Linked DNA regions of Homo sapiens: region 1 is linked to region 2. A link is a loop called in an ENCODE intact Hi-C map of the cell type or tissue named here. Cell type or tissue: breast epithelium. All regions are shown on one strand. Each heading gives the region's core, and the rest is flanking DNA. Links, peaks and the distances in the headings are about the cores only. Region 1 overlaps LINC01418 (long intergenic non-protein coding RNA 1418). Region 2 overlaps LINC01418 (long intergenic non-protein coding RNA 1418).

Region 1 (15,432 bases), core at 4,310-12,309, 56 kb after region 2:
TCTGGGTCACTTTGGTTTGCATGCATTCAGTCCACTGGACAGTGGGGAGCAGTTTCTTCATGCTTTACTAAACCTTCCTTTCTCTCTCTCTCTCTCTCTTTCTGAGTCTCTCTCTCTCTCTCTCTCTCTCTCTGAGTCTCTGTCTCTCTATCTCTCTCTGTCTCTCTCTTCCTTTCTCCTCCTGTCTCTGGATCATCAAACCTATTTCTCCTTTGGTAGTTTGGGACTCATTCAAGCCCCTCAATCACCTTCAACTCAAAATACATATCAAGTTATTTTCCTTAATGAACACAGTTGCCTTCCCAAAAGAAATGCTAGAACCAGCTGTTACTTTGATAAGACTTTTTTCCCCTCACTTCATTACACTTGTTTCTTCCCATTCATTTAGCACAACAGAGTTGAACAGTTTAAAGAACTCTCAGGACCCGGCCTTGCATTAGGAACCTGGAGTCTCTGGTATTAAACTTAAAACTCAGGCTGCCAGGTCATGCTTGGCAAAGGACATTGACCCAGCCCTGAATGTCCCGGAATGGGCATCCATTACCTTCTCAGGCTGTGTGCTGTTGTGTGTGTCCCAGGGTGACATGGCCACTCAGCCTCCGCCATCTTCCCAGGATGGCAAAGGTGAATGCGTGCCTCCACTTCACTTTGTTATGTTCTTCAAGCGGAACTTACCATAATGCTTGCTTTGGTCCTTGGTTTTCATTCATCCTTGTGCTTGAAACTTCTCAGTGAGAAACCTGGGATGCCCATGGATGCCGGGTGAAGCTCTTTGTAACTCAAAGTCACCCTTATGGTTTAGGACAGTGTTTCCCTCGTGCGCTCCCCTGATGACAAGCAAGAAGATTTTAGGTAGTACATACAGGAATGTCTTTTTTATTGTAATGGTTACTTATTTTCATATTTTACTTTCCATTTAAGACAAATTATACAGGTTCCTGTTTGTGGCAGGGATATAAACTTTCTTTTTAAAACAATTTTATTTAAGTAAAGACATTAAGCAAACTTAAAAATAATGAGAGTGGAGGGTTGTGGTTATTACTAAGTCCTTGAAATGCTAAGGGAATGATAATATTCAGAGGAACCCTGGTTCGTTACATTGGAAAGTAGGATTTTTGCTGCCTCTTTTTCAGTTCCTTTTGCATCTGTCACTTGCTGGCTTAGAGGGTACCGCCTCTCGAAAATCTCAGGTCATGCTTTGGTGATCATCAGTCACAAACTTCCTCCAGGGGTTTCAGACAGTGAGTCCCATGGTGAGAACGCTGCAGAAAGAATAAAGACTCAGAGTTAGGAGTCTAAGGAGCTCTCTCTGCTCTGCACTAAACCTTTATATGCCTTTGACCAGCTACTTAAGTCCTCCAGAGGTCAGTGTTCTTTTCTCAAGGGGTGAGCTGATGGACTCCACGATCTCTAGGCTTCCTTCTGCTGTATCTCTTTAGTTCCACCTTCTCCCCAACACAATTGCCTTGCAGGGTCTGGGCGGACACAGCCCAGAAAAGCAGTGTGCTAGAGCACCACCTTCATTCTCCTGTTGATGTGCACGTGTGGATGCATGCCTGGGGAAATCTTACAGGGACAGGTTTTTCTAGACTTTGGGGCTAGAATTTTTTTTTTTTGTTTTTGAAATGGAGTCTGGCTCGGTCGCCCAGGCTGGAATGCAGTGGCGCGATCTCGGCTCACTGCAAGCTCCGCCTCCCGGGTTCACGCCATTATCCTGCCTCAGCCTCCCGAGTAGCTGGGACTACAGGGGCCCACCACCACACCCTGCTATTTTTAGTAGAGATGGGGTTTCACCGTGTTAGCCAGGATGGTCTGGATCTCCTGACCTCGTGATCCGCCCGTCTCGGCCTCCCAAAGTGGCTCCCTGAGCCACTGCGCCCGGCCCATTGGGGCTAGAATTTAGCGTTATCTAAGACTCTCAGATCCTTGGGGAATAGAGAGCTATCTTATTGTTTTTTACATAATTGAAGTCCCTTTGGTGCTGGAGACCGTAGGCTGTCTTAAAAAGTCCATTTTCCCTTTTCCATAGTAATAGATGTGCAGCTGGGCCCATGGCTGTCTAGGTAGGGATGCATTTCCCAGAATCCCTTGAGGCCATCTGGCTCTGTTCTCTCCCATGGAACGGGGGTGGAGGTTATATTTCACTTCGGGAGGGACAGACTAAGGCAGAAGGAGTCCTCTTTCCCTTTCTGCAGCTGGACCCTGGATTGGTCTACATACCTTGGACTTAGTGGATGAGGACAACATCCTTGGGATACATGGCCATTGGAGCAGAGCTTCCTGAAGTGCTCATCTTGAACTGTTATGTGACAGAGAACTAAACTTTACTGTTATTTAAGCTACTGATATTTGGGGATCTCCTGATTCCAATAATATATTATCTTCTAATTAATACATACTTTCAACACCAATCAAATGTTGCGGCCTTCATATCTGCACCTCTCTTTTATTTTTCAATTTTCAATCAACTCTATTTTAGAGTAGTTTTAGGTTTATGGCAAAATCAAGTGGAAAGTAGAGAATTCCCATATACTGTCACCCCTCACATATGTCACACACGCATGGCTTCCCCCACTATCAAAATCTTGCACTAGAGTGGTACATTTGTTACAACTGATGAACCTGCACTGACACAACATTGTCACCCACAGTTTACATTAGAGTTTACTCTGGATGCTCTATATTCTATGGGTTTGGACAAACGTAAATGACTTGTATCTACCATTATAGTATTGTACGAAATAGTCTCCCATAAAATCCCTCCTCTCTTCAACCCCTGGCAACCTCTGACCCTTTTACTGTCTCCATAGTTTTGTCTTTTCCAGAATGTCATATAGTTGGAATCATACAGTATGTAGCCTTTTCAGACAGGCTTCTTTCACTTAGTAATATGCATTTGAGGTTCCTCCATATCTTTTCATGATTCATTTCTTTTTAGCACTGACGAATATTCCATTGTCTGGATGTACCATAGTTTATTCATCCATTCACCTACTGAAGGGCATCTTGACTGCTTCCAAGTTTTGAGAATTATAAATAACACTGCTATAAACATCCATGTGCAGGTTTTGTGTGGGCAAGAGTTTTCAACTCCTTTGGGTAAATACCAAAGATATGATTGCTGAATTTTATGGTAAGAGTAAAAAAACGTCAAATTGTCTTCCAAAGTCACTACACCATTTTGCATTCCCAGCAGCAATGAATGAGAATTCCTGTTTGTTATAAACTGAATGTTTGTGTCCCCCCGCAAAGTAATATGTTGAAATCCAAACCCCCAACCTGATGATATTAAGAGATGGGGCCTGGGCTGGGCACGGTGGCTCACGCCTGTAATCCCAGCACTTTGGGAGGCCGAGGCGGGCAGATCACGAAGTCAGGAGATCAAGACCATCCTAGCTAACACGGTGAAACCCCGTCTCTACTAAAAATACAAAAAATTAGCCGGACGCGGTGGCGGGCGCCTGTAGTCCCAGCTACTCGGGAGGCTGAGGTAGGAGAATGGCGTAAACCCGGGAGGCGGAGCTTGCAGTGAGCCGAGATGGCGCCACTGCACTCCAGCCTGGGCGACAGAGCGAGACTCCATTGGAAAAAAAAAAAAAAAAGAGGTGGGGCCTTTGGGAGGTAATTAATGCCATGAATGTGGAGCCCTAATGAATGGGATAGTGTCTTTTAAAAAAACATGAGAGCTCGCTCTCTCTCCCCCGCCCCCTCTCTCTCCCGCCCCCTCTCTCTCCCGCCCCCTCTCTCTCCCGCCCCCTCTCTCTCCCGCTTTCTCTCTCGTCTCTACCAAGTGAGGGAACAGCAAGAAGACAGCCATCTGCAAAGAAGAGGGCTGTCACCAGACACTAGCTCTGCTGGCATCTTGGACTTCCCAGCCTCCAGAATGGTGAGAAATAACTATTTGTTGTTTCAGCCACCCTGTCTACAGTAATTTTTTCTAGCAGCTTGAACTAAGGGGTGCCTCACATCCTCACCAGAACCTCTCCTTTTGCATTAAGCAATTTTTATCTTTTATCACAGTGACTTACTATAAGGTTCTTGAAGGCAGAGTGTGTGACTAACTCACATTTTTATCATCAGGAGCACATAGAGGTTGTCTATACATACTTAAATGGCAATAAGAATGCACAAATCAGGAGAAATAAGCTGGCCAGTCATTCTAGCCACGTGGAAGCCTGGTGTAATGGAGTAAACCGTGGAGGATGAGTCAGAAGAGTTGGTTTAGTCCTAGCTCTGCTAGTGGTGTCCAGAGAACCTCAGTTTCCTATACTTAAAATAAAGACATTGCATCAGGAAGTTTCTCAGGTCTTGTCAACCTCTAACAATCTGTAGTTCAAGGTTCTGTCTGACTAGAACACGTTTCCTTTGCCCCATCCCTTAGCTGTGATGGAAGGAGTCACTCTCTCTTCCAATTTCAACCTAAAGATCACTTCCTCCAGAAAATCTTCCCGCCCTTCTCCCCCACCTCTCCTAGATTAAGTTAATGCTTTTTATTGCCCATATTACATATATTTTTCACATCACAATAATCACCCCATTCAATAATACTTATTTGTCTGATTCCAAGTATAGGCTTTCTGAGGGCTTGTTTAAATTGCTTCTATTATCTCCCCTGTTCCTAGCATAGCATCTGACCCAGAGTAGGGGCTTAATATATATTTTTAAAATGAAAAAGAAATAAATGGATGAATGAAGGAATACATGGGTCAAAATTTTTTTTTCCTGTTTAATAGAAACCCTTTCGCCCTGACTAAATATTTATTTTCTTAGTTTTCTTGGATCTCAGATGCAGTTTCCTTCTGGGGTAATTTGCATAGCCATGGAGAAAAAATACAGTATATGCAAACCAGGATAAGGCTCTATTTTGCTGACTGCACCTTCATCCTTAGTATCTAGTGGGCTAGTTTAGCCTTACCTTAGCGTTATAACAACACACTGTGTGCCTCTAGGCAGTTGACAAGAAAGATAATACAAACTAATAACCATTAAAATTATACAAAGACTATTTAAACTTACTCCTAAATTCATGCTTCAGGGATTTGCTTGAAAGGGAGTAAATGAGAACTCAGCTGATATCTCAAATCCCATCCTAAGAGAATTAACTCCCTAGAATCTAAATCAAGCCATTAGACTCTGCTTCTAATTTAGATCCAGCCATTGTTTAGATTAAATGAGTTACTAAGGTGGAAACGGAAAGGAGAAAACATTTGAACTTGAATCCACACAAGTGGGAATGTTACCCAGTTGTAGACTCTTTGTCAGTTATTCTAACAACTGGGTTGTATGTTACTTCACTAATTGCATTTGTGAAGATTATGTTCAAGAAATAAAAGCCAGATTGTCTTTAGAGACTATTGGTGTCAAGCTGTAAAATTGCAGCTTGATCCTTCAGAAGTGGGTTACAACTAGAATATGATCTATTTAACAAATAATGTGCCATTGACAAAATAGTTAATGGGAAGGGGGAGGAACCTTCTTTTCACACTGTACTTTTCCTGATTGGCAAATGTAATCACTGTGGACCTGCAGCGTAGTTGGAATCTGTGTTCTGCTTCCTCTCCTTTTCCCATTTGTGGTGGAGATAGATGCAAGGCAGCACTCTGGAGGCTAAGGTGGGGTGCTAAGGAAATGGCTTGACTTTTTTTTTTTAAGTAAAAAAGAGGCCCAAAATGGTCTATTTTGGTGGTTCTCAACTGGGGGCAATTTTGCTTCTTACCCCATCCCAGGGGAGGTTTGGCAGTGTCTCAGGACATTTTTGGTTGTCACAACTCAGAGAGTGCTACAGATATCTACTGGGTAGAGGCCAGGGATGCTCTAAGGTTCATGGGATAGCCCCTACAACAGAGAGTTATCCAGCCCAATATCAACAGCGCTGGTCTATTCTATTAAGAACCCTGGTCTACTGTGCTAGAAAAAAAATGCCTCCAGCATCTCTTTGGCATCACTGCATTAGAGCGCAGACCTGTAGACCTGCTGTCATGTTGGGCAGGCCCAGGCATAAGGCACAGAGGACCTTGGTGAAATGGGCAGTCAGGAGGAGACAAACCCAGCCCTGGGCTGGGGGAGCTGCCTTGCTATGCTGCTGCTCCCTGTGGTGGGAATTAGCTCTTCATTGAATTATTATTAGTGATATTATTTTTGAGACAGAGTCCCACTCTGTCTCCCAGGCTGAAGTGCAGTTGTGTGATCACAACTTACTACAGCCTTGACTTTCTGGACTCAAGAGATCCTCCCACCTCAGCCTCCCAGGTACCTGGGACCACAGGCATGTGCCACCATGCCTGGCTAATTGAAAAGTATATGTATATTTTTTGGTAGAGACAGGTCTCCTTATGCTGCCCAGGCTGGTCTCGAAATCCTGGGTTCGTGATCCTTCCACCTCGGCTTCCCAAAGTGCTGGGATTACAAGCGTGAACCAATATGTCCAGCCTGGAATCAACTCTTTAATACATAATGTTCTAGGGAATCTAGTTGGTTCTGGAAGGCCTTGTCATCTGAAAGGTTGGATTGGGAGGCTGGAACGTGATACTGTTGTTTTGTAGAAAGAATCTTGACTTTGGAGTCAGATACAATTGGATTTACATCTGAGATTCATGCTAGTTGTGTGACCAAAATGAACATACACTATTTTATCATTTCTAAGTCACTTTTTCTACATTTTAACATTTCTTAAATTGAGTGACCTCTTACCACTGATAGCCTGCCATAGTTTAATTGGAAGTGACTCTTTTTTTCTTAAACAAATATAAAACTAATTATATTTGTTAGCAAGTTGTGGTTTCTTAGCTTCAGTGAAATGTGACTATGATAATACCTCATGGGCAGGTCTAAATCAATATGCTTAGCAAACCCGAAGTTTACCAGCGTAGTGGAATTAGCTGGGAAAACAGCCCCTGTCTAAGAGGTTTTAAAATTGCTTCATTCCTTCTATTCAAAGTTCAACCCTCATCCTGGGGAAGGAAATGGATTCTCATTTTTGTGTCTTAGTTGATACTTAATACGTTCCAGGCCCCTCTTCTTTGAAGTGTGTGCTCTGTGTGTGTGTGTGTGTGTGTGCATACATGCATGAATACCCGTTTGCGTGCACAGATCTGTAGCAGCAAAACTCTTTGTACACCACATTCACAGGAGAAGCCAAGGCTCCCAAACGTACCCTTTTGCCTGGTCAAGATGAGCTCAGGAGCTGTGCTGTGCTGAGGCTGTGGTAGGCAAAGGCTTTTAACACCTGGAATGAAGCTGAGCAAGAGATGGCAGAAGCCAACACCTGCGGTCAGAGCCAGAGCTGTGTGTGTGCCACAGCCCTGTCAGTTACAGGATTCTGCCCTGGAAGACTGTTTTCTAGTTTAGTGTGAGAGAAGGTTGGGGATAGATTAAATGCTGGTTTTGAAAATTAATATGGAAATGGCCAAACTGCATGTTGCTGGTTTACTCTATAAATTTTTACTTGATTTCTGGACATGGCAATAGAAGCTATTAATAGCCACACTCTGCTATTAAAAGTTGTTTACAATGAACCTGAATGGACTCCTGTGTTGCAGGAAACCTGTGCCCCAGCACCTGTCTGCTTCTGTCATGGGGTTGTACTCCAGGAACCATCGTGCACCTGGCAGCCCTCTCACCCTGCAGGCAGCGAGCCCGGGGAGCCATAAAGAACTTCTTTTAGAATGGATTCACTGACTGAAATCACGCTTTGGGTAATTTTTTCTCTGTAGCAAGGCACTTGAATGTCATCTTTAAGATCCATTGAATCTAATAAATACTGTCTGGAAGTCATATACGTACAACTGAATCTTCCCAGTATAGGGAGAATTGGACAGAATGAGGGTTCAACCTTCTCCTAATCTTGACTTTGTCATCCCCTGTATGACCTTGGCCAGTTTCTTTAACCTCTCTGGGCCTCAGTGTTTGTACAACGGTGCAACTACTGCTAATGCTACTACTACAACTAGCACCAATTCATACTGTGAGAGTCAGATGAGATAAGATGAATAAAAGTGTTTAAAAAATATAAGTATTGGCTGGGTGTGGTGGCTCACACCCATAATCTCAGCACTTTGGGAGGCCGAGGTGGGAGGATCGCTTGAGCTCAGGAGTTTCACTCTAGGAATTCGAGACCAGCCTGGGCAATGTAGTGAAACCCCATCTCTACAAAAATTACAAAAAGTTAGCCTGGTGTGGTGGCTTGAGCCTCTAGTCCCAGCTACTCAGGAGGCTGAGGTGGGAGGATTGCTTGAGCTCAGAAGGTCAAGGCTGCAGTGAGCTGTGATCCATACCACTGCACTCCAGCAGCACTCGGGCAACCAAGTGAGACTCTGTCTCCAAAAAAAAAAAAAAAAAAAAAGAAAGAAAAGAAAAGGGAAAAAAAAGTAAACATTGCCCCTTCTGTATGAAAGACATTAGAAATTCGACTTGCTGTTTATTCTTGCTTACAAAGACATAGTTTTTTTTGTCTTGTGTTCTGGTACCTTCCCTCTATTTTGGTCCAAATGTCTATATGTAAGTCTGTCCTCCATTAAGCAAGAAGAGCATGACCAAATTTTTCAGACAGGTGTTGTTGGCATATCTGGTTAAATTGAGCAGGGCTAGTGCAGCATCAATCATGACTTTTTCTAAAGAGCAGTGTGTGGGAACATCCCACTTTCTTGCAGCCAGTTCTCAGCAAACATTCATATCCACAAACAAATATCCTTGACCTCAGAAGAACTTAAAGACAACTGTCCCCTGAGCTCACCCGTGTGTAGGGTTTAGCCCGGGCCCTGAATTTCAGTGGCATCTCTTTGCCCCCTGCCCATAGCTGACTGAGGTTTCTTTCCATCAGCACTGAGAGAACCCCAGGACATGGGAAGGTAACATGATATTTCACAGGAAACCAGAAAATATTCTGGCTCGATGGCCTTTGTTCCTTCTCACATTTCATGACTGCAGTTTTGTGCCTAGGCTGAGGAAGTCAGCTGCTGACAATTTGGTTTAGATCTGAGTAAAAAACATGATTTTTACTTCAATTCTTACCAAGATTGCTGAAAAATGATCCACCAAGCAGGCTGGCTGATTGGCGAGCAATGGAAATTGCAGTTTCTCTACTGTGAGCCTCGTCACTCTGTGGGCTTGGTACAGACGGATGGAAACTCGGGCTTGGCAGTTGCGGGTCACTCTCCCATTAGACAGCCTGGATCTGAGCTTGGACCAGGCAACTGGATAGGAGCAGGGTGATGTAAGAGGGAGGGCTTGCTCGGGAGCTCAGAACTGATGGCAATATTGCCCTTTGGCCCTTCCAAATCAGATTGTCCTATGCTCTTTCCAAATTGGAGGAGAATCTAATAAGGGATTGATTTTTTTCCTGCTTACTTATAATAACATTTTCTTAAAAATAATTTCTGGAGGTCACCTGTGAATGATCCCTTGTATTTATAGCCTTGATAGTATTATTAAAGTCTGAAGATTGATATATTTTGGCTTAGAGGATGTCATTATGTACCTCTGGGCCTCAGTTTGCTCGCATATCAATGTTAGGCTCTGGTTGGTGTATCTTCAATGTCTTCTTCAGTTTTTTTTCTAATTGTGGTAAAACACACATAAAATTTACACAATATATAAAAATGGTTAGAGCATAACCATTTTTAAGTGTACAGTTTAGTCGTTTTAAGTACATTCACGTTGTTGTGCAACCACACCACCACCCATCTGTAGAACTCTTTTTATCTTACAAACTGAAAATCTATATCCTTAAACAACTTTCCATTTTCTCTCTCCCTACAGTCCTTGGTAATCACCATTCTGCTTGCTGTTTCTGTGAATTTAGATTCTAGATACCTCATATGGTGGAAACATACAGTATTTCTCTTTTTGTGACTGGCTTATTTCACTTAGAACAATGACCTCAAGGTTCATCCATGTTGTAGCCTGGGTCAGAATTTCCTTCCTTTTTAAGGCTGAATAATATTCCATTGTAGGTATATAACACATTTTGTTATCTTTTTGTGACTGGCTTATTTTTCTTAGAACAGTGACCTCAAAGTTCATCCATGTTGTAGCCTGGGACAGAATTTCCTTCTTTTTAAAGGCTGAATAATATTCCATTGTAGGTATATACCACATATTGTGTATTCATTCATCTGTCCATGGGCACTTGGCTTGCTTTCACCTTTTGGCTATTGTGAATAATGCTGCTCTGAACATGAGTGTCCAAATATCTCTTCAAGACCTTGCTTCCAATTCTTTTGGGTAGATACTCAGAAGTAGAATTGCTGGATCATATGGTAGTTCTATTTTTTGTTTTTTGAGGAACCATTATGTTGTTTACATAGCAGCTGCACCATTTTACATTCCCACCAACAGTGCACAGGGGCCCAATGTTTCCACATCCTTGTTATTTTCGTACTTTTAAAAACTAGGTGCCATTCTAATGGGTATGAGGTGGAATGTCCCCTGCAGTTTTAAATGTTCGGTAATCCTGCAACTTATTTCCCTGCTCCCCTACCCTTTCTGTTACCAACAAACTAATTCTTATGTGAGAATAAGATTTTTCTCATGATCTTTGCTTTTTTTCACACCATCATCACCATAAAAACCCAACCAAAAATGGATGCCTTGAATTTTAATTTTATGGCTTTCTCTTTCCTTCCTTGGGAAACCAGTTTCTGTGGTTCTCATATGGAAATAGTTTACACATGCTCACTTATTTGTTCAGCAAACATCTGAGTGCTTGCTGTGTGCAAGAAACTGTGTTCAATACTGTGAAGACTACTGAGATAAACCAGACAAGGCTCTGCCATGAGAAGTTCCCCATTTGATTTGTAGTGGAGGTAAGACAAGAATGCCCATAACTGTAGCAGTAAGTGGCAAGTTAGTCCTGTGAAAGACAGAGGAGGCCCATGGGACATAGGGTTCTGATTATTACATTTGGCAGATGTAATGAACACGATCAACTTTCCACTGATCAAGCTGATATTTCCAAAGTGCGTATGTTAGAATTTTAGTTTTTTGAGATATTCCTTGAAAAAAAAAAAGGGAGGGGCTCCTTTGGCAAACATGTTTGGGAGAAGTTGCATTCCATCATGCTGCCTTGGAGATCATAATGCAGAGCAGCAGAGTAAAGGCTCCGGGAAGCCTTATAGCCAGCTGCCTGCAACATTTCATGGAAACCCCATCCAGACCTCCATTTCGTAGTTGGAAAAATGCCCATTCATATCTTTTGAAAAAGCAAATGATATGGTTTGGCTGTGTCACCACCCAAATTTCATCTTGAATTGTAGCTTCCACAATTCCCATGTGTCGTGGAAGGGATCCAGTGGGAGGTAATCGGCTCATGGGGGCGGGTCTTTCCTGTGCTGATCTTGTGATAGTGAATACATCTCACGAGATCTGATGGTTTTATTAAGAAGAGTTCCCCTGCATGACTCCACTGTTGCCTGCCACCATGTAAGACGTCTCTTTGCTCTTCCTTCGTCTTCTGCCATGATTGTGAGACCTCAGCCATATGGAACTGTGAGTTCATTAAACTACTTTTTCTTTATAAATTACCCAGTCTTGGGTATGTCTTTACTAACAGTGTGAAAACGGACCAATACAGCAAATGATAAGAAATGCAGTGGAGGTGGCTCAAGAATGGGCTTGCAGGTCAAAGAGCCTGGGTGGATTTCCCAGCTTTCTTCCTTTTTCCTCCCCGGGGATTTTGCTTCCCACTCTCCAGCCCCTTGATGTGAACATTAGTCATATTAATGTCAGAGCAAATATGCTAATGAGTCCTTACTTACTAACAGTATGATCTCAGGCAAGTTCCTTAATTTCTTTGTGCCTTAGTTTTCTCATCAGTAAAATGGACATAATCATAGTGCCTTCCTCATGGGGTTGGAACCAGGCCTAAGTGAATTGATATTTGTAAATCTCAGAACAATGTCTGGCAGTAGTAGGTGCTACCTAAATATTTGTTAAATGCAATAAACAAGGGACTTGTATTCAGTAGTAAAGCAGCACTCCTAGCCCCTCACTTAGGGCCTTGGATCTCAGTCACATCTTATTCCCATGTTTTTCAATCTGGGGCTCCAAATTGATGCTTAAAAAATTTCAGGGTTGTAGTCATGTGTAGCTGAAGATGGATGTGTCCAGCCTGTTGCCTCTTTTTGAAATTGTCTAGTTCCAGCCTATATCAACACATTGTTGGTCCAGATGGGAGACAGGAGATGGCTAGAGATCATCTAGTCCAATTGTTCTTATTTATAGAGCCCTGGAGGGGATGGGATTTGTTCAGCTCAGACAGCTCTTGTCTGAAGAGCCAGGGAAAGAGATAGGGGGTTCTTTAACTAGAGTAATTTTCAACACATCCCTCTGAGTACTTTGCTGGGGGTCTGATACAAGTTCTGCCTTGGGACTTATGGAAAGACTGATGGCAGAAGGCTTCCACCTGGCTGTCTAGAACACCTACCCATAAAGGTGAAAAGGATCCCTAGAGAGCCCAGTTAGGGGCTCCCCATGACCATTCCTGAGCCCACTGACTGAGCCAGCTCATAACACACATCTTGGTGCTGGAGAGATCTCAACAGGCTACAAAGTTGAGGGGAATGATCCAGTGAGACTGGGTCAGGGCTCCAACACGTTTTCATAGAAGGCATCTTTCACATAAGTAACTCTGCTATAAACCCAAGTGGAAAGGAGAGGAGAGAGAAAGGGAACATTAAAATGGTAGTGGGGTCTTCGCCCGTTGTTCTCTTCAGTGAGCTTATTCTCCTGAGTTTGCATAGCTGGAGAACATGACTTGTCTGCCTTCTCAGCCCACCTAATCTCCACAGCCTCCCAGACTTGGACCATCTCAGCCCTTTGAGTATGATTCTAGTCTTTAAACTTGCATACTTTTTGCACAGTATAGGCCAAATTACTTCTTCAGCGGCCCAACCAGGGAGACCTCAATCTGTTCCAATCCAATACAAAACAAAGAGGATGTGTTAGATTCATTGAGTTGGGATTTTCAAAGGAAAAGTTGGCTCTGTGAGTCTCACCTTTTGTGATAATTTTGGAACTGAGTGAGCTGTAACTCTGGTTTACCTGGGGCTGGGCATGACCTGAAGCTAGGCATGCAGGATATAGCACCCTCCTCAGGGAGGTTCCAGCATCTTGTTGGAGAACATTGTCCTAGCAGCCTTATCCATTCGTCCGAGCCTCTGGCTCCTCTGGCTCCCTTTCTTGGGGAAGGATCTGGTCTCTGGGCCCTCTTCTTCCAGCTGCCAAGCTGCATGCACAAATGACCCCAAAGCCTAAGGCCGTGGCTCCTATACTCTTTTTGGAAGACCCTCTCTATCATGTTCTTTCTTATTTTTTTTGAAACAGTGTCTCACTCTGTCACCCAGGCTGGAGTGCAGTGGTGCAATCTCAGCTCACTGCAACCTCTGCCTCCCAGGCTCAAGCAACCCTCCCAGCTCAGCCTCCTGAGTATCTGAGACTACAGGGGTATGCCCATATGCCTGAATACTTTTTGTATTTTTTGTAGAGGTGGGGTTTTGCCATGTTGCCCAGGCTAGTCTTGAACTCCTGGGCTCAAGTGATCCACCTGCTTTGGCCTCTCAAAGTGCTGGGATTATGGACATGAGCTGCTGTGCCTGGCATCTATCATGTTCTTAATCTCACTAGCAACACTGTCAACCCCAAACATTTGTTTTACACTTTATGCAATTGATGGAACACTTCTCCTGCCCCCTCCTTCCTTGATTCTCACTTAACTCTGTGAGACAGGCTGGGCAGGTGTGAGGGGCTCATTTATCTTGAAAAGAAGACCAAGACTCATTGAACACAGGGCAGGAAGGCCTGAGACAGGATCCTGACCTTCTGGTCCTGCATCCTCCTCTTCCCACCCCCTCATTGCTCTTGAGGGAAAATGCCCTTTTGGGGTTGTTTTAGGTAGTGGCAAAAAGCTGGTGTCTGAAAGGCAGTTCTCTAAGTTAAGGAATAGCAAAAATGACTCAGGTGAACCCCACTCATACACACGCTCCTGAAACTCTGAGGGCTCAAGTGAAAGGTGAACAGTTGACCACTATACTTGAGGGCAGAAGACTTATTTCCTTATTCTCATTCTGGCATAACTCCCTCAAGAGATTTGGCCAAGTTACCGCCTATCTCTGGGCCTCAGTTTCTTCCAGGACTAATGGACTATGACTCTAGGGGCCCATTTGTGAAGGAACCCGCATGGAAGTTATCCCTGCAACTCTATTTTTCTGGCATCTCTTCTCTTTCCTCTCTCCCTCCTGAGAATGAAATTCCTGAGACTGATTCAATTTTCTTATTTCTTTGTTTTATTCCCTCTCTTTCCCTCTTTTCTATCAATAGAGCACTTTAATTTGATCACAGTTATCTAGTCCTAAAAATAATTACCAAGTTTATATATCCTGCAAGTAAGCAACTCAGAATTTATGTGGGCTGTCTGCTTCAGCCCTCTTTGGGGGAAATTATAGGTCTTTTCTGACTTGATTTACTCGTAAAAGGATAGAGAATGTTCATACTGCCATCACACACGGAGCCAGAAGAGAATTGGCCACTTCCCCTCACATATTAGAATCATAATGAATAGTTCAAATATGACATCATGGTCTTTCCTATGCCAAGACACTGTGGAATCATATTGAAAATACTACATTAGCTTAGAAAATGAAGTAAAATAAAATTGAATTGGGCTAGTGAATGCAGACATTTATGTTAAAGTGTGAGGCCCCACAGCAAAGAGCCTCTGCTCAGTGTTAAGTGCAAAGTGAACCATTCTTCATAGTGAGACTCCTCATCCTGCCCTCACCCTGCCCTCACCTCTCTGAGGCTGCCACTGGGGTCACATTTGGGCCCGAAGCTGAAGAGATGCTTTCCTGATCAGCCAGTGCCTAATGATGAGATTTTTAGATGTTATTTTCATTCCCGCAGAAAAGCAAAAAGGAGAGCCAAATTTATTCCAAATTCCCTTAAATCTTCCCTTCTTTGGATCAGTCTTAGGAAATCTAGTTTCTCTTCTCCCAATCGGTCTCAAGAAAACTAAGGAAATGTAGAAAAGAGGTGATTTCATAGCCTCATAGCTATGCTACCAAATATCTCTGAAAAATGGAGAGAAAAAATCCCCAGTCCTGCAAAAGATCCTTTGGTGTCCTGTACCAAGGTGCCCAGGGTGAGGACAAGTCCTAGTAAGTTCGCTCCCTTTTGAGGTCCTCAACTTTGAAATGTGAGGACTGGCCGGGTGTTGTGGCTCACGCCTGTAATCCCAGCACTTTGGAAGGCCAAAGCAAGCGGATCACGAGGTCAGGAGTTCAAGACCAGCCTGACCAACATGGTGAAACCCTGTCTCTACTAAAAATACAAAAATTAGCTGGGCGTGGTAGCTGGTGCCTATAGTCTCAGCTACTCGGGAAGCTGGGGCAGGAGAATCGCTTGTACCCGTGAGGCGGAGGTTGAAGTGAGCCAAGAATG
Region 2 (15,432 bases), core at 4,222-12,221:
TTGTTATTGATTTCTAACTTTATCTTGTGATATAATAAAATATTGTGTATAATACATATATTTTTAGCTTTATTGAGACTCAGTTTGTGGCCTAACATATGGTCTATCTTGGAGAATGTCCATGTGCATTTGAGAAGAATGTACATACTGTTGTTGTTGGGTGGAATTTTTTGTGTATGTCTGTTAAATCCAGTTTGTTCATTGTGTTGTCCAAGTCCTCTATTTCCTTATTTATCTTCTGTCAGGTTGTTCCACCCATTTTTGAGAGTGGGGTGTTGAAGTGTCCAATTATTATTGTAAAATTGTCTGTTTCTCCTTTTAATCCTGTCATTTTTATTTATTTATTTTTTTAGACAGAGTCTTGCTCTGTAGCCCACGCTAGAGTGTGGTGGCATGATCTTGGCTCACTGCAACCTCCACCTTCTGGTTCAAGTGATTCTTGTGTCTCAGACTCCTGAGTAGCTGGGACCACAGGGGTGCACCACCATGCCTGGCTAATTTTTGTATTTTTAGTAGAGGCAGGGTTTCACCATGTTGCCCAGGCTGGTCTCAAACTCCTGACCTCAAGTGATCCAGCTGCCTTGGCCCCCCAAAGTGCTGGCATGAGCCACTGCACCCAACTGATCCTGTCAATTTTTGCTTCATATGTCTTGATGGTCTGTTAGGTGTGTAATTATTTATAGTTACTATATTGTCCTGTTGTGTTGAAACTTTTGTTAATGTATAATGTCCTTCTTTGCCTATTGTAATTTTTTAAAATTTAAAGTCTATTTTGTTGGACATTAGTATAGCCACCCCTGGTCTCTTTTGGTCATTATTTTCATGGAATATCATTTTCTATCCTTTCATTTTCAAACTATTGTGTTTTTTTATTTAAAGTGGATCTTTTGTAAATAGTATATAATTAGATTATGTTTTAAAAATTTATTTTGGCAATCTCTGTCTTTTGATTGGAGAGTTTAATACATTTACATTTAAAGTAATTACTGATATGGAGGGACTTCTGTCATTTTGCTATTTGTTTTCTACATGCATGATACCTTTTTCTGTCCCTCATTTCTTGCTTTAATGTCTCCTTTTGTGCTTAGTTGACTTTTTGTAGTAAAATGTTTTAATTTCCTTATAATTTCCTTTTGTGTATATTCTATAATTATGTTCTTTGTAGCTATCATGGATTACATTTAATATCCTAAAATTAAAACATTCTAATTTGAATTTATACCAACTTCAATAACAGACAAAACATCTGCTTCTTTGTAGTTCCAACCCCATCTTTTCCATTTATTAATGTCACACAATTACATCTTTATGTTATGTGTCCAAAAACATAAATTAATAATTGTTTTTCTGCATTAATCTCTTAAATTATGTAGAAAACAAATGTGGAGTTACAAACCAAAGTTACAATAATACTAGCTTTTAGACTAATAATTACTTTTTAAAAAATGTTTTAGTCCCTTAAATCATGTTAAAAACAAAAAGTAGAGCTATAAACTGTTGTTATACAATAATAGCTTTTCTAACTGCCCATGTTATTTACCTTTGCAGAGATCTTTATTTCTTCATAAGGCTTCAGGTTACTGACGAGTATTCTTTTGTTTCAACCTGTAGGACTTCCTTGAACATTTCTTGCAGGGCAGGTCTAGTGGTAATGAACTCCCTCAGCGTTGTGTGTGTGTGTGCTTTGAATATATCAGCCCACTACCTTCTAGTTTCTGATGAAAGATCTGATGTTAATCTTACTGAGGACCCCTCATATGTGATCATTTCTTCTCTCTGCTTTCAAAACAGAGAAAGGAGAGAGAAGAAATCATCCCTTTGACTTTTGACAGTTTAATTATGCTGTGTCTTTGTGTCAGACTTTTTGAGTTCATCTTATTTGGAGTTCGTTGAGATTCTTGGATATTTATATGCATGTCTTTCATTAAATCTGGGAGGTTTTCAGTCATTATTCCAATAGAGAGAACAATCTCTCTGCCCCATTTCCTCTTTCTTTTTCCCTGGGACTCCTATGATGCATTTGTTGGTCTGCTTTATTGCATTCTACAGGTCCTTTAGGCTCTGTTCACATTTCTTCATGCTTTTTTCTTTCTTTTTCTCAGACTCAATAATTTCAGTTGTCCTATCTTCAATTTCACCGATTTTTACTTCTTCCTTCTCAGATCAGTCTTTGACTCCCTCTAGTGAATTTTTTATTTCAATTATGGTACTTTATAGTTCTATAATTTGTTTTTGGATTTCCTATCTCTTTATTAATAGTTCTGTTTTGTTTGTACAGCATTTTTGGACTTCTACTTTTTTTTTTAGTTCTTTGAGCATCTTGAAGACAGTTGTTTAAATGTCTTTGTCTAGCAGGTCTGTTATCTGTTTCTTCGTTGACATAGTTTCTGTTGGTTTGTTTTTCTCCTTTTAGCAGGCCATACTTTCCTGTTTCTCTGTATGCCTTGTGATTTTGTTGTTGTTGAAAAATTTGAATGTAATAATGTGGTAACTCTGGAAGTCAGATTCTCTGCCTCCCCAAGGGTTTGCTGTTTTTTACTTTTGTTTTGCTTAAAAATGTTTTAGGCTGTCCCTGTGCCAAGAATCAGCCTCAGGTGTAAACGTAACACCCTCTCAGGTCTTTTCTGAGCTGATGCCTTTTCCTGGGCATGTGCAGTAATTTTCTAACTTCTCCTGTTTATGCAACTGATTTTGAATGCCCTAGTCTGTAATGTCTAGCTCCTCAAAGTAGAAAAAGATGAAAATAAAGGGGAAAAAAAAGCACCAACCTTTTCAATCCCCCTGGAAGTCACTTCAGCAAGAGGGGGAGGGATTTGCAACAATGAGGAAGGACTTGAAAAAATGGGGAGGGAGTGCAAAAATGGGGAGGGACCTGCAACAATGTGGAGGGACTTGAAACAATAGAGAGGGACTTGCAACCATGGGGAGGGACTTGCAACCATGGGGAGGGACTTGCAACAATGGGAAGGGACTTGAAACAATGGGGAGGGACTTGTGTAGGGAAAATCTCTCTCAAACCATATTTTTTTTCTGCTCTCACACCACCACAACAATTGTCAACACAGAAGAGGACTTCTGTGTCCAAAGGTGCAGGGTTTTTCCCTTCACACATCAAATAGCGGGCACCAGCTGGGTATCCTCCAATTCAATTCCAACACTATCTACCTGGACATAGCATCAGATCCCAGAGCTTGAGGGCTCAGTCCCCAAGACTGTCCCCTGCCCACCTGACACCAGTCACAAGTCCAGGCCTCCAGAACTTCTGACCCATCAACTTCAACTTGGGGTTCCCAAGACCCTTTCTTTGTGTATTAGTCCATTCTCATGCTGCTATAAAGAACTGCCCCAGACTGGGTAATTTATAAAAGAAATAAGTTTAATTGACTCACAGTTCAGCACGGCTGGGGAGGCCTCAGAAAATTTACAATCATGGCAGAAGGCAAAGGAGAAGCAGTTACCTTCTTCAGAGGGTGGCAGGACAGAGTGAGTGCCAAGTGAAGGGGGAAGCCTCTTATAAAACCATCAGAGCTCATGAGAACACACTCGCTATCATGAGAACAGCATGGGTGCAACAGTCCTCATAATTCAGTTATCTCCACCTGTTCCACCCTTGACACGTGGGGATTATGGGGATTACAATTCAAGATGAGATTTGGGTGGGGACACAGAGCCTAATCATATTCTGCCCCTGGACCCTCCTAAATCTCATGTACTCATATTTCAAAAGCAATCATGCCTCCCCATAAGTCCCCAAAGTCTTAATTCATTCCAGCATTAACCCAAAAGTCCAAGTCCAAAGTCTCATCTGAGACAAGGCAAATCTCTTCTGCCTATGAGCCTGTAAAATTGAAAGTAAGTCAGTTACTTCCTAGACATAATAGGGCTATAGGCATTGGGTAAATACACCCATTCCAATGGGAGAAATTGGCCAAAACAAATGAGTACAGGCCCCATGCAAGTCCAAAATGCAATAGGGCAGTCATTAAACCTTAAAGTTCCAAAATGACTTCCTTTGATTCCATGTCTTAAATCCAGGTCATGCTGATGCAAGAGGTGGGCTCCCACGGCCTTGGGCAGCTCTGCCTCTGTGGCTTTGCAAGGTACAGCCCCCATCCTGGCTGCTTTCATGGGCTGGCATTGAGTGTCTGCAGCCTTTTCAGGTGCCTAGTGCAAGCTGTCTGTGGATCTACCATTATGGGGTCTGGAGGATGGTGGCCCTCTTCTCTCAGCTCCGCTAGGCAGTGCCCTACTGGGGACTCTGTGTAGGGGCTCTGACCCCACATTTCCCTTCTGCACTGCCCTAGCTGAAGTTCTCCATGAGGGCTCCACCCCTGCAGAAAACTTCTGCCTGGACATCCAGGCACTTCCATACATCCTCTGAAATCTAGGCAGAGGTTCCCAAACCTCAATTCTTGACTTCTTTGCACCTGCAGGCCCAACACCACATGTAAGCTACCAAGGCTTGGGGCTTGTACCCTCTGAAGCAACAGCTTGAGCTATAGGTTGGCTTCTTTTAGCCATGGCTGGGACTAAAGCAACTGAGATGCAGGGCCCAGAAACCATTTTTCCCTTCTAGGCCTCTGGTCCTCTGATGGGAGGGGCTGCTGTGAACGTCTCTGACATGTCCTGGAGACATTTTCCCTATTGTCTTGGTGATTAACATTTGGCACCTTGTTACTTATGCAAATTTCTGGAGCAGGCTTGAATTTCTCCCCAGAAAATGCGTATTTCTTTTCTATTGCATCATTAGGCTGCAAACTATCCAAACATTTTTTTTTTTTTTTTGAGATGGAGTCTCACTCTGTCACCCAGGCTGGAGTGCAATGGCATGACCTCAGTTCACTGCAACCTCTGCCTCTTGGGTTTAAGCAATTCTCCCACCTCAGCCTTCCAAGTAGCTGGGGTTATAGGCATGCACCATCATGCCTGACTAATTTTTGTGTTTTTGTAGAGATGGGGTTTCACCATGTTGGCCAGGCTGGTCTTGAACTCCTGACCTCAGGTGATCCACCCGCCTTGGCCTCCCAAACTCCTGGGATTACAGGCATGAGCCACCATGCCCAGCCAAACTTCCCAAACGTTTATGTTCTGCTTCCTCTGAACACTTTGCTGCTTAGAAATTTCTTCTGCCAGAAATCCTAAATCATCTCTCTCAAGTTTAAAGTTCCACAGATCTTTAGGGCAGGGGCAAAATGTCACCAGTCTCTTTGCTAAAGCATAGCAAGAGTTACCTTTGCTCCATTTCCCAAGAAGTTCCTTATCTCCATCTGAGACTACCTCAGCCTGGACTTCATTGTTCATATCACTATCAGCATTTTGGTCAAAACTGTTCAACAAGTCTCTAGGAAGTTCCAAACTTTCCCATATCATTCTGCCTTCTTCTGAGCCCTCCAAACTGTTCCAACCTCAGCCTGTTACACAGTTCCAAAGTCACTTCTACATTTTTGGGTGTCTTTATGGCAGTGCTCCACTACCTTGGTATTAGTCTGTTCTCACATTGCTATAAGGACATACCCAAGACTGGGTAATTTATAAAGAAAAGAGGTTTAATTAACTCTTAGTTCCACATGGCTGGGGAGGCCTCAGGAAACTTACAATCATGGTGGAAGGCGCTTCTACACAAGGCAGCAGGAGAGAGAATGAGTACCAACAGGGGAAATGCCAGATGCTTATAAAACCATCAGATCTCCTGAGAACTCACATCACAAGAACAGCATGGGGGAAACTGCTCCCATGATTCAATTACCTCCCACCAGGTCCCTCCCAAGACACATGGAGATTATTTGGATTACAATTCAAGATGAGATTTGGGTGGGGACACAGCCAAACCATGTCATTTGTGTACCACTAATTTGCTGGAGTGGCTCACAGAACTCAAGGAAACATGTCTAGTGGATTATTATAAGGAATGTTGCAAAGGTTACAGATGAAGAGATGCATAGGGTGAGCTATGGGGAAGTGTCATGGAGCTCCCATGCCCTCCCTGTATGCACCATTCTCCTGGAACCTCCATGGGATTCGGAAGCTCCAGGAACCCAAACCTTTTGGGTTTTATGGAAGCTTCATGATGTCAGCATTCCTTACTCCAGGGTTTGGAGTGGGGACCTCCCTGGGGAAGATCTTAAGACTCACAATCAGAAAGATGGGGAAAGATGAGAGTTTTGCCTTGGGGAAGGTGAAAGGAGGGCAGGAGATTCTATTTTCTGAGACTGAACACATTCAACATTATAACAAAAAACTATCTCGGGTGATGGGAGTTAAAAGCCAGGAACTGTGGATGGAAACCAATTTATATCACAACACTCACCCCCCTACCCCGGCAACAGTTTCTGACAAAAGAGGAATGTAACTGGCTTTGGCTAGTGATGATCCACATCTTGTGGCTGGGCACAAAATGGATGTTCTGTTGTGAGGGATTAAGGATGTGAACCCCAGTTTCCACATCAAATTACATAAGGTATGGTATTGTGATTACCTCATTTTATAAATGAGAAAACTGGTGAGAGGATAAGTCATTTTTCTCAAGGTCACAGTGTTGGTTAATCTTACCTGACAACTTGATTGGTCTATGGGATGCCCAGAGAGTTTATTGCACATTATTCCTGGGTGTGTCTCAAGGGTGTTTCCAGAAGAGATTAGCATTTGGATTGGTGGACTGAGTAAAAAGCAGATGGGACTCCTCTATGTGAATAGATATAATTCAATTGGCTGTGGGCCTGAATAGGACAAAAAGGCAGAGAAAAGTTGAATTTATTCCATGCCTGACTACTGAGGCAGGACATTAACCTTCTTCAGCTCTCAGAGCTCCTGGTTCTCAGGTCTGAAGACCTAATCTACACCAGGGACTTTCTTTCTAGGCCTTGGAAACATATCACCACCCATCCTAAGTCTCCAGCTTGCAAAATGCTAAACTTCGTCTGTCTGGACTACTGTAATAAAATACCATAAACTGGGCAGCTTAGATACAACAAAAATTTATTTCTTACAGTTCTGGAAGCTGGGAAGTCCAAGATCAAAGTGCTAGGAGATTTGGTGTCTGGTGAGGACTCACTTTCTGGCTCATAGATGGCACTTCTCGCTGTGTTCTCACGTGGCAGATGGTATGAATGAGTTCCCTTAGGCCTCCTTTATGAGGGTTCCACCCTCATGACCTAATCATTTGCCAATGGCTCTACCTCCAGAAATTGATGTTTTGAAGCTGACACATGCTAATGTTTGAGAACTACTGACTTAGTCGAGCCCCTTTACTTTAGAGACTCAGTGAAGGTCATTCAACTTGTAAGTAGAAAAGGTGGGACTGGAGACGGGCTTGGCGGGGAGGTCATCTGAACTCTGTGATAAATGCTTATATTATAGATTCTTCCAAGGAATGCACTTAGGAAGAGATTTTTCAGTTTTAAGAGCATCAGAGGCACACTACTGGGGTCTGTTAGTATCTCCCAAAATTCATGTGCTGAAAGCTACTCCCCACTATGCTGGTGTTAACAGGTGGGGCTTTTGGGAAGGTTCCACCTTCATGAATGAGATTAGGGCTCTTATAAAAGAGGCCCAGGGGAGCTTGTTTGCCCCTTCATCTATGTGAGGACGCAGCAAAAAGATGCCTTCTATGAAGCAGAGAGTGACCTCTCACCTGACACCAAATCTTCTAGTATCTTAATCTTGAATTTCCCTGAAATAAGCCACCCAGTCTATGGGAGTTTGTTATAGCAGCCCAAATGGGCTAAAATGCACACATCTCATCAAACAATTGTAATAATAAAAAAACCAGTACTATATGCAGGCATTAGGTTTTGCTTCTCAAGCAACCCAGCTAAATAGATGTTATTACCTCCATTTTATAGATGCGGGAACTGAAGCTCAGAAAGGCAAAACAACTTTTCATGCTCTTCTACCTAATAAGTCGGAGAACCAAGATTCAAATTCTAAATGCGGGTCTGATTGAGGCCAAGCAGGTGAGCAGGCTCAATGGGATTCTCAGTGTTGGCCTGGCTTCCACACAAGGAAGAGGCCACTGGCAGGGGTTCCTGTCCTCAGCCAGGCTTCTAGCCTGACACTGGCTGGACAACGCAGAGTGAAGCTGGTCATAGGGCAGGGTTTCCTGAAGCTGTGCCTGCTTCATGAGGCTGCCTGCTGGCCCAGGCTCACCTCTCCCTCCAAAGGGCACAGTGGCTATTTCTGGCCGTCCCAGCCTCTGGCTGTGTCTGTCTTCTTTAACCTTCCTGAGGCTCCAAAGGCCATTAGGAAGCTGGCCGAAGCTTCATGGCCCAATGACAGGACTAGGATCTTACTGGATGGAGGAGGGGAGAGAGTGAGTCTTTAGGTCCGTGAAATTGCTGCCAGCATTTGGCCAGCTGTCGTCCATCAGCCAGAGAGCTAACCAGAGCCTCCCTTGGGGCTGGTCCCTGGAGTGCCATGGAGCAGAGGCCGTGCCAGTTCCTGGCTGGGGGCCAGAAGAAAATCAATATGAGTTGGCCTGCTCCAGCAGGGCCCCCCACATCTGGTGCCGGGAATGACTGATTGAAGGGACTTGTCATAGAATGATGGGAGGCCACAGCTGGAAGGGATTTGAGTGACCATATGGCCCAGTGGTTCGCAAACCCTTTAACACAGTGGAGATCTTTCTTCGAATGAAACTGCAGGCAGTAAAAACCAATACAGAAAACTGTTAGTAGTAGAACTCACTGAGATCCTGGGAACTCCCTGGGCCCCTGGCGGTCTGTGAAACAGCTTGGGCCATGCTCATCTCCTGGAACTCCCTGGTGGTGGAGATGGAAAACAGGACAGAGGGTGAGATTCTGACCTGTGGGGCAGAGCCAGGGCCCAGAGCCCAGGCTCTGACTTCCAGTGGGGCCCAGAAGACTGAAGCCACTCAGGGACTGTATTAATCCAGTCTGGCCAGGAGAGCTGCTTGTCTGTCCTGAGATACCTAGGGGAAGCCCTGTCTGATCACTTTCAGATGCTGGGCAAAGGGAGGCCCTCCCTCCAGAAGGCTGCATCATTAGAGGTTTGAGTCAAGACCCTGGAGGAAACTGCAAGCTCATGGAGCTGGGAGACCTGGGGTCAGCTTTGTCCTCCTATATAAAGGCTGAAAGTCAGGGACACTGAGGCAAGGGCTCCTTCCAGTTATGTCCCAGAAGAAGATAAAAGAAAAACTTCTTTGGGACTGGTGGGAATCTTGGGAGAAAGTGGAAGGATGAGTGGCCTCAAGCATATGGACTGGGTTCTCTTGTCCCATTCTGGGAAAGTGTCAAAGGAACTGAGTGTTTGTTCGTGCCTCTAGGAGAGAAGAGGATTTAGCCTAAGGCAGTGCCACCCACAGGAAAGGAAAGAGGGACAGTGGAGGCTCCTGGTTGGTGGGGACCATGGTCCTTTAGGAATGCTCTTCAGCAGTGCCTCACAGAGAAGAGCAGATTCCTAGTGGAGCATACACTTCAGCCAGCACCCGAGCCCCAGACTTCATTAGTGTTCAGGTTTTACTTACTCTCACCAGTCTCTGGGTTTCAGACACATTCTGGGCTTCATGTGGACCCCAGACTTACTGTATATCCGGGCTACTTCTCACTTCAGATGCTCTCCCCAGAACTGTTTATTGGATTATTCTGATTATTCTCAAAGTTTTATCCATATCTTGGGTTTTATTCAAACCCACTGACCTTTATTCAATGCCATAGAGTTTATGTAGCTGAGAATTTGTTTACTTTCAGACTCAAGACTTTATCCTGTTCCTGCTTCATCAAGCTAAACTCAGAGTTAAGCCTGCCAACCCTCTTCCACCTTCACCAGGTGTCAGTTCTAGCCTGTTACTTGTCTAGTTCTCAGAGGCTGTAGTGCCGTAAACCTTATGTGTACGTTTGGCTTACCGGAATCCATCCTCATTTTAACTACTTAATCACAGGCTTTATCACGGGCACACCTAGTTCCACTTTTACCCAGTTGCCTCTAATGAACTAGTAGAGGGTAGTTAGTGTTCCAAGCATGAACGCTGGAGTCAGACAGCTTTGAGTTCTGCTTAATTTCTTCCGTGTGGCTTCGCATAAGTAACTTAACCTCTCTGAGCTTTGCTTCCAACATATGTAAATGAGATAATAAAGATAATGCATATAAAATGCATAGCACGTCGCCTAGCACATAGTAAGCATGTAGTCAGCTCTGGCTGTTGATTTTAGCATGAGCCTCACAATGAATAGCATGTGGAAATGCAGGATTCAGGGCTAGAGCTGGACAGGTGATGAAGGGAAAAGTAAAAAGTTGGCTAACTTTAGAAAAAGGAAATAAGAATTTGCTCTTTTTTTTTTCTCAGAAAAAGTTAAACATACAGTTAGAAACTTTCATGAACCCTCATAGCTCAGCAGTTAGGAGACAAGTCTGATGTGATGGCAGAGGCTCAGTGAAAGTTGGGACAGAGGCTGGGCGTGGTGGCTCCCGCCTGTAATCCTACCACTTTAGGAGGCCGAGGCGGGTGGAGTTCGAGACCAGCCTGGCCAACATGGTGAAACCCTGTCTCTACTAAAAATACAAAAATTAGCTGGGCATGATGGTGGGTGCCTATAATCCCAGCTACTTGGGAGACTGAGGCAGGAGACTCACTGGAACCCAAGGGGCGAAGGTTTCTGTGAGCCGAGATCATGCCACTTCACTTGGGCCTGGGCAAAAGAGCAAAACTCTGTCTAAAAAACAAACAAACAAAAAACAAAAAACAACAACAACAAAAAGAAAGTTGGGACAGAAGGAGGTCAGGAAGGAGGGAGGCCAGCAGCACCTTATTTTTCAGGGCTTCCTTTTGGGGATGGGCTGCCCCTGGGCTGGGTCAGCCCTGGGCTGGGTCAGCAGGGGTCCTGGGAATTGTTTCTAGCATCCCTTATCCTACCCAGCCCTGTGCCTCTCCCCTCAGCGGAGCCAGGTCTTTGTTTTCTTTGTTTACTCTTTGGTGTCATAGACTCTCTCACTTGGAGAGCTCAGAGGTGGCTAGAAGACTGTAGGGAATGAGGGAAGGGTGTGGGATTCAGAGGGTGGCAAGCTGTCAGTGCAGAAAGCGTTGGATCCTGCTAGAGTTTGACAGGTTTAGAGGACAGAGAGAGCTGGCACTTGCTGGTGATATCCAGAAATATGTTATTAATACGTGAGGCTTCATCTCCTGACCTCACTGCAACAAGCAATGAGGAACTTGTGTGAAGTAGTTTAAGAGTGTGTGTGTGTGTGTGTGTGTGTGTGTGTGTGTGTGTGTATGTGAGAGAGAGAGAGAGAGAGCAAGAGCACAATTAATAAATCTTAATGGCTCCTCCCCAGTCCTATTCTCCAGTCCCCCAAATCTTAAATACGCCTTTGTAAGTGAGGGCCCTCAGCACCAAAAGTTAAGTCTCTGCCATACCACTTCTCCATAGTATCCCTGCTAGAGCTGGCTATGTCTGTAAATACTGATGATAATAATATTATGAATGATGATAATGATGGCAACCTCTTAGTGAATTCCTATTCTAAACCGGGTAGTGCATATGCGTGCTCTCATTTAATCTTCACAACCCTGAGAGGCAGGTAACGGAATTATCCCCATTTTACAGACGAAGAAACAGAGTTTCAGTGAGCAGAGGTGAACCCAGGTCACCCAGCAACCTCGTGATAATGTTGAAAGCCTGCCTGTCCAAGGGCCCTGCCAAGCCAATGCCCTTCACCTCTTTGGCAGTGTTCTGCCTTCCAAATGCAAGCATGGAAGCTGCCCACCCACCCAGTGCCAACTGTCTTCAAAAGATTGTTCATACTCTCTTCTTTGGTGGTACTGTGCAAATATGGTGCCTGAGTTCCCTATTTCACCCTGACATTCAGCATGGCAGGGAACCCGACAGCCCCTTTGCCTCTCTTTCTTTGTCTTTCTCCTGCTGCATTTCTCCTTTTTACTTTGATCTCCCATAGTTAACTCCTGTCCTCAAATGGGGGCCTTCTGAGGCCTCTGGCTCACTTTGTGTGTTAAACACTTGGACTGAGCTCAAGTTATTTTAAAAAAGCCCCAACTGTGATGATATGCAGCCCTGCCTCTTCCCTTTTGGTGCTCTGGTCACAGGTTTATTTTTATAATGAGCCTCTGCCTCTTGTCTCCACTGTGGACTTAATTGCCTGTTACACTAGAAAGAATGCCAACTGCACTTTGCAGAAACCGAGTAAAATCATACCATAATGATCTGTTAATTTCTTCCAAACTGTTATTTGTTTATTTGTCTACTTTTTTCCTCACAGTTGTGAAGGGATTTAGAGGGGAAGAGGAGGGAGAGAGTTTGTTAATTCGAATGTATTTATCATTTTTAGGATCATTTTCTCCCAGAGATCCACAGAAATTCCTACAGAACATTGTGTTGAACTTTCTGTCTTCTGGGCATTTTAAAACTAGATCCCTCTTTTAAGACATTTGCCTCAAGCTTGGGGTCAGGATAGGGACAAGTCCATCCCAGAATGAGCTGAAGGTGGATAAGGGGCCAAGACAGGGGGTACTCAGGGCCGACTTCCCCACCAAGCACAGCAGGCCCAATGCCCAGGGCTCTCTGTACTTTTAGGAGCCCCTGGAAATGCCTTAATTTCTTCTAAAATTAGCAGAAAGAAAATGAATATAATCAGAGCTGGAGTATATTTTTCTTTATATCAGTGCACTTATAAAATAGAATATTTAATATTGCTTTATGGAGGAAGAAGCCCATGAAGTTAAAAGCACCCAGGGCCCGTGGAAGTCATAATACCACCAGCCCGTGTTCTGTCAATGCCAAAGATCACAGGCGCTCTCCCTTCTCCCTCCCTTCTGCTCTCTTCTCGGTCCTTCTCAATCTCCCTTTCTCTTTGTTTATTTCTCTCTTCCTTCTTATGAATCCATGTTTAACGCCTAAAATTATCTGTCTAAGGAGACATAATTAGTGGAGCGGCTGAGGCTGACCTGGGACAGGAACCTGTGCTGTGCTGCTGTCTTGCTTTAGGTGTTCTTCCAGCGTTGGTACTGAATCACTCCTTGCTTCTATATCAATTTAAAAAACCACCAAACGACAGTTGAGAAAGGGAATGCAAAAGTCATCAAGTGCCATAGTTTGCAAACCATATTTCAGCTGTAGACACACACACACACACACACACACACACACACACACACACACACACACGAGGTCCCGTGGGGGTCTCTGGAGGTTTTGGAACATGGGTTCCTACAGCTGGCCCTGACAATCCCTGGGCCAGCCTGGCCTCGGCTTCTCATTTCAGGGAAGAACAGTGGTGCCAGGAGGCTGAATCTTACCCGAAGCCCCAGGGCTTGTCAGCAGCAAGCCCATGTTGGCCCCAGGGCTCCTTCGTAGCATTCATTTTCTTAGACCATACTTCAGAAACCTTTAATTTGGTTTGGCCATAAGGATTCATTGATGCCACTTTGGTAACCACAGGTTCATGCACAGTAAGATGAATTTTGGGGCAGGGTAAATACTAGACTCCAAAATTACACTCTTGTAAAATACTCAGCACCACATCATGAATCAGGCATTATTTACATTCAACAGGCAAGGATCCAAGCCTGTGCCTTTTCCATATATTAAGTTGATGCAACAGCAATTGCTTTTGCATCAACCTAATATTTTGCTTCCTCTTTAAAAAAGACAGTCAGGAAGTGCCTGGCCCCTCCTTCTTCATCCTGCTGCCCACCTCCCCCTCCTCTCTGCTCCTCAGTCTTTTCCCTTCCTTTCCTTCCCTGGTCCTCTAGATCTGACAGGAACCTTGCTCCCTCCCTGCCTTCCCTTGGGTCCCTGTGAAGCCCAGACTCAGGCCCATCCTCAGCACAATATGAACAACCAACAGTGCTTTCAAAGCCCTTGAAGAATGTTTTCAATTATAATTCACATGACTTGGGCTCTGCTTTTCCAAAGTCTGAGTTAGCAGCTGCCAGAGCCCTAAGCTAAGCAGGACAGAGGCAGGGCGCGGGTGGCAGCGGGGGGAAATGGGTTCTGGGTTCTGTATACAAACCTGATCATGAAAGTAAAATATGTCATTATAAAATTTCATTACGTAGATGAAAGTGAAAAGAAAAAAATATGTAATTCCACCATGTGGTGTAGTGCTATGCAGGGTGTCTTTGCATATCTTGTACATGCATGCATAGGCTTATAGATGTGTATATATGCACACTATAGTTTCCCTTCTATTCTATAAACTTTGGGTTTATAAAAGTGGCAACATATTTAAATACTTCTTGTCATCTGTTTCTTACCTTTCCTACCTTTTTTCTGTTGTTTTCCTGTTATTAAATAGTCTACATTATGTTTAGTTCCTGACCTCACTGGGAATAGCTGCTGAGGGCTGACCTTGGGGAGTAGGTTCTTAGTGTTGGCAAATATTCCTGTCCCCAAGCAAGGCAAAGAAGGCAAGATTCATTGCTTCCAAGACCATGCCGGCTTGGAAAAGGAAGCCATGAGTGCCCATCAGATTGGCCTCAATGTAAGCTTCTTGGATTCCTTGGACCAGAGACCCCAAGAAGAGAGAGAAGTCTCCAATAAGGGGCAAAGGGTGGGTGTTGCCCCTCCACATCACTTGGCAAATGCTTTTGTGTGTGTGTGTGTGTGTGTGTGTGTGTGTGTGTATGTAGAGTTGTATGCTCTACAGCTGCATGGTATGCCTTACATTGGATAATTTGTAATAAATTTAAAACCCTTACATTGCAAATAATTTAGTTTATTGCTGATAGCTTCGCTCTCATAAAAGTGCAGAACAATTTACAAAGATGATTTTCTATTTTATTTTTGTCTCTGTGGAAGGATATGAAAGGAAAAGAGGTCTTTGAGTTCCATTCTCCCCCATTTTGACTTTCCCTCCTTTTAACACTTTCTTTGCTGCAGGGGCATGAAGACATTCTTCCTGGCTTTTGTTTGAGTAAGTCTCAGTTTATTGAGGGGATCATGCAAAGAGCAAGTACAAAGGGGCTTTGTCTGAAAGAGGAGTTTTGGAGTCATCAAAGGAAGCAGAGAGAGTAGAAGGATGTGAGTCTGGGCCTGACAGGGCCCCCGGGGGTGGCAGGACCTCACCAGGAACAGCTGCGGAGGGGTGACCTTGGGCAGTAGCCTCTTGGTGTTGGCAAATAATCCTGTCTCCAAGCAAGGCAGAGAAGGCAAGGTGCATTGCCTCCAAGAGACCATGCCAGCTTGGACAAGGAAATCATCAGTGCCCACCAGAGACCCCAGGAAGAGAGAGGAGGTTTCAAAAAGGGCCAAGACTGATTTCTCACCTTCTTGGTAGGATTGTGTGGGGAGGCTGTTATATTTAGTTTGATTTAAGCTTATAAAGTATGTTGATATTTCTTGCATACCCAAATCTACACATAAGAAACTTGCTCCATGACTAACATTTCAGTGAATTTCTTTGCAAATACACAAACTTATTTTGTTGAGATGAAATCCTAAAAGTGGAACTGCAGGATTAAAA

What was found. Peaks named below come from ENCODE experiments on the same cell type or tissue, not always from the same donor. Only the 100,000 strongest peaks of a DNase experiment are listed, where the experiment ranks them.
Region 1: a loop joins it to region 2, with 6 times the contacts of the local background. A loop is called at or near these places in 3 of 110 quality-filtered maps.

Annotation. Positions count from the first base shown.
Region 1 is chr15:81,852,088-81,867,519 of GRCh38, reverse strand. LINC01418 (long intergenic non-protein coding RNA 1418) reads left to right here. Exons shown (of 6, transcript XR_001751640.2): 6 at 7,539-7,773. Among named protein-coding and RNA genes, the nearest start is that of LINC01418, 110 kb to the left of the region's middle. RefSeq lists enhancers at 1,268-1,347, 1,398-1,507. In breast epithelium, for the core only: no CTCF peak of the experiment used is centred there; DNase peaks (open chromatin) are centred at 7,215 and 7,579.
Region 2 is chr15:81,907,867-81,923,298 of GRCh38, reverse strand. The region is part of intron 5 of LINC01418 (long intergenic non-protein coding RNA 1418); the gene reads left to right. Among named protein-coding and RNA genes, the nearest start is that of LINC01418, 52 kb to the left of the region's middle. In breast epithelium, for the core only: no CTCF peak of the experiment used is centred there; no DNase peak of the experiment used is centred there.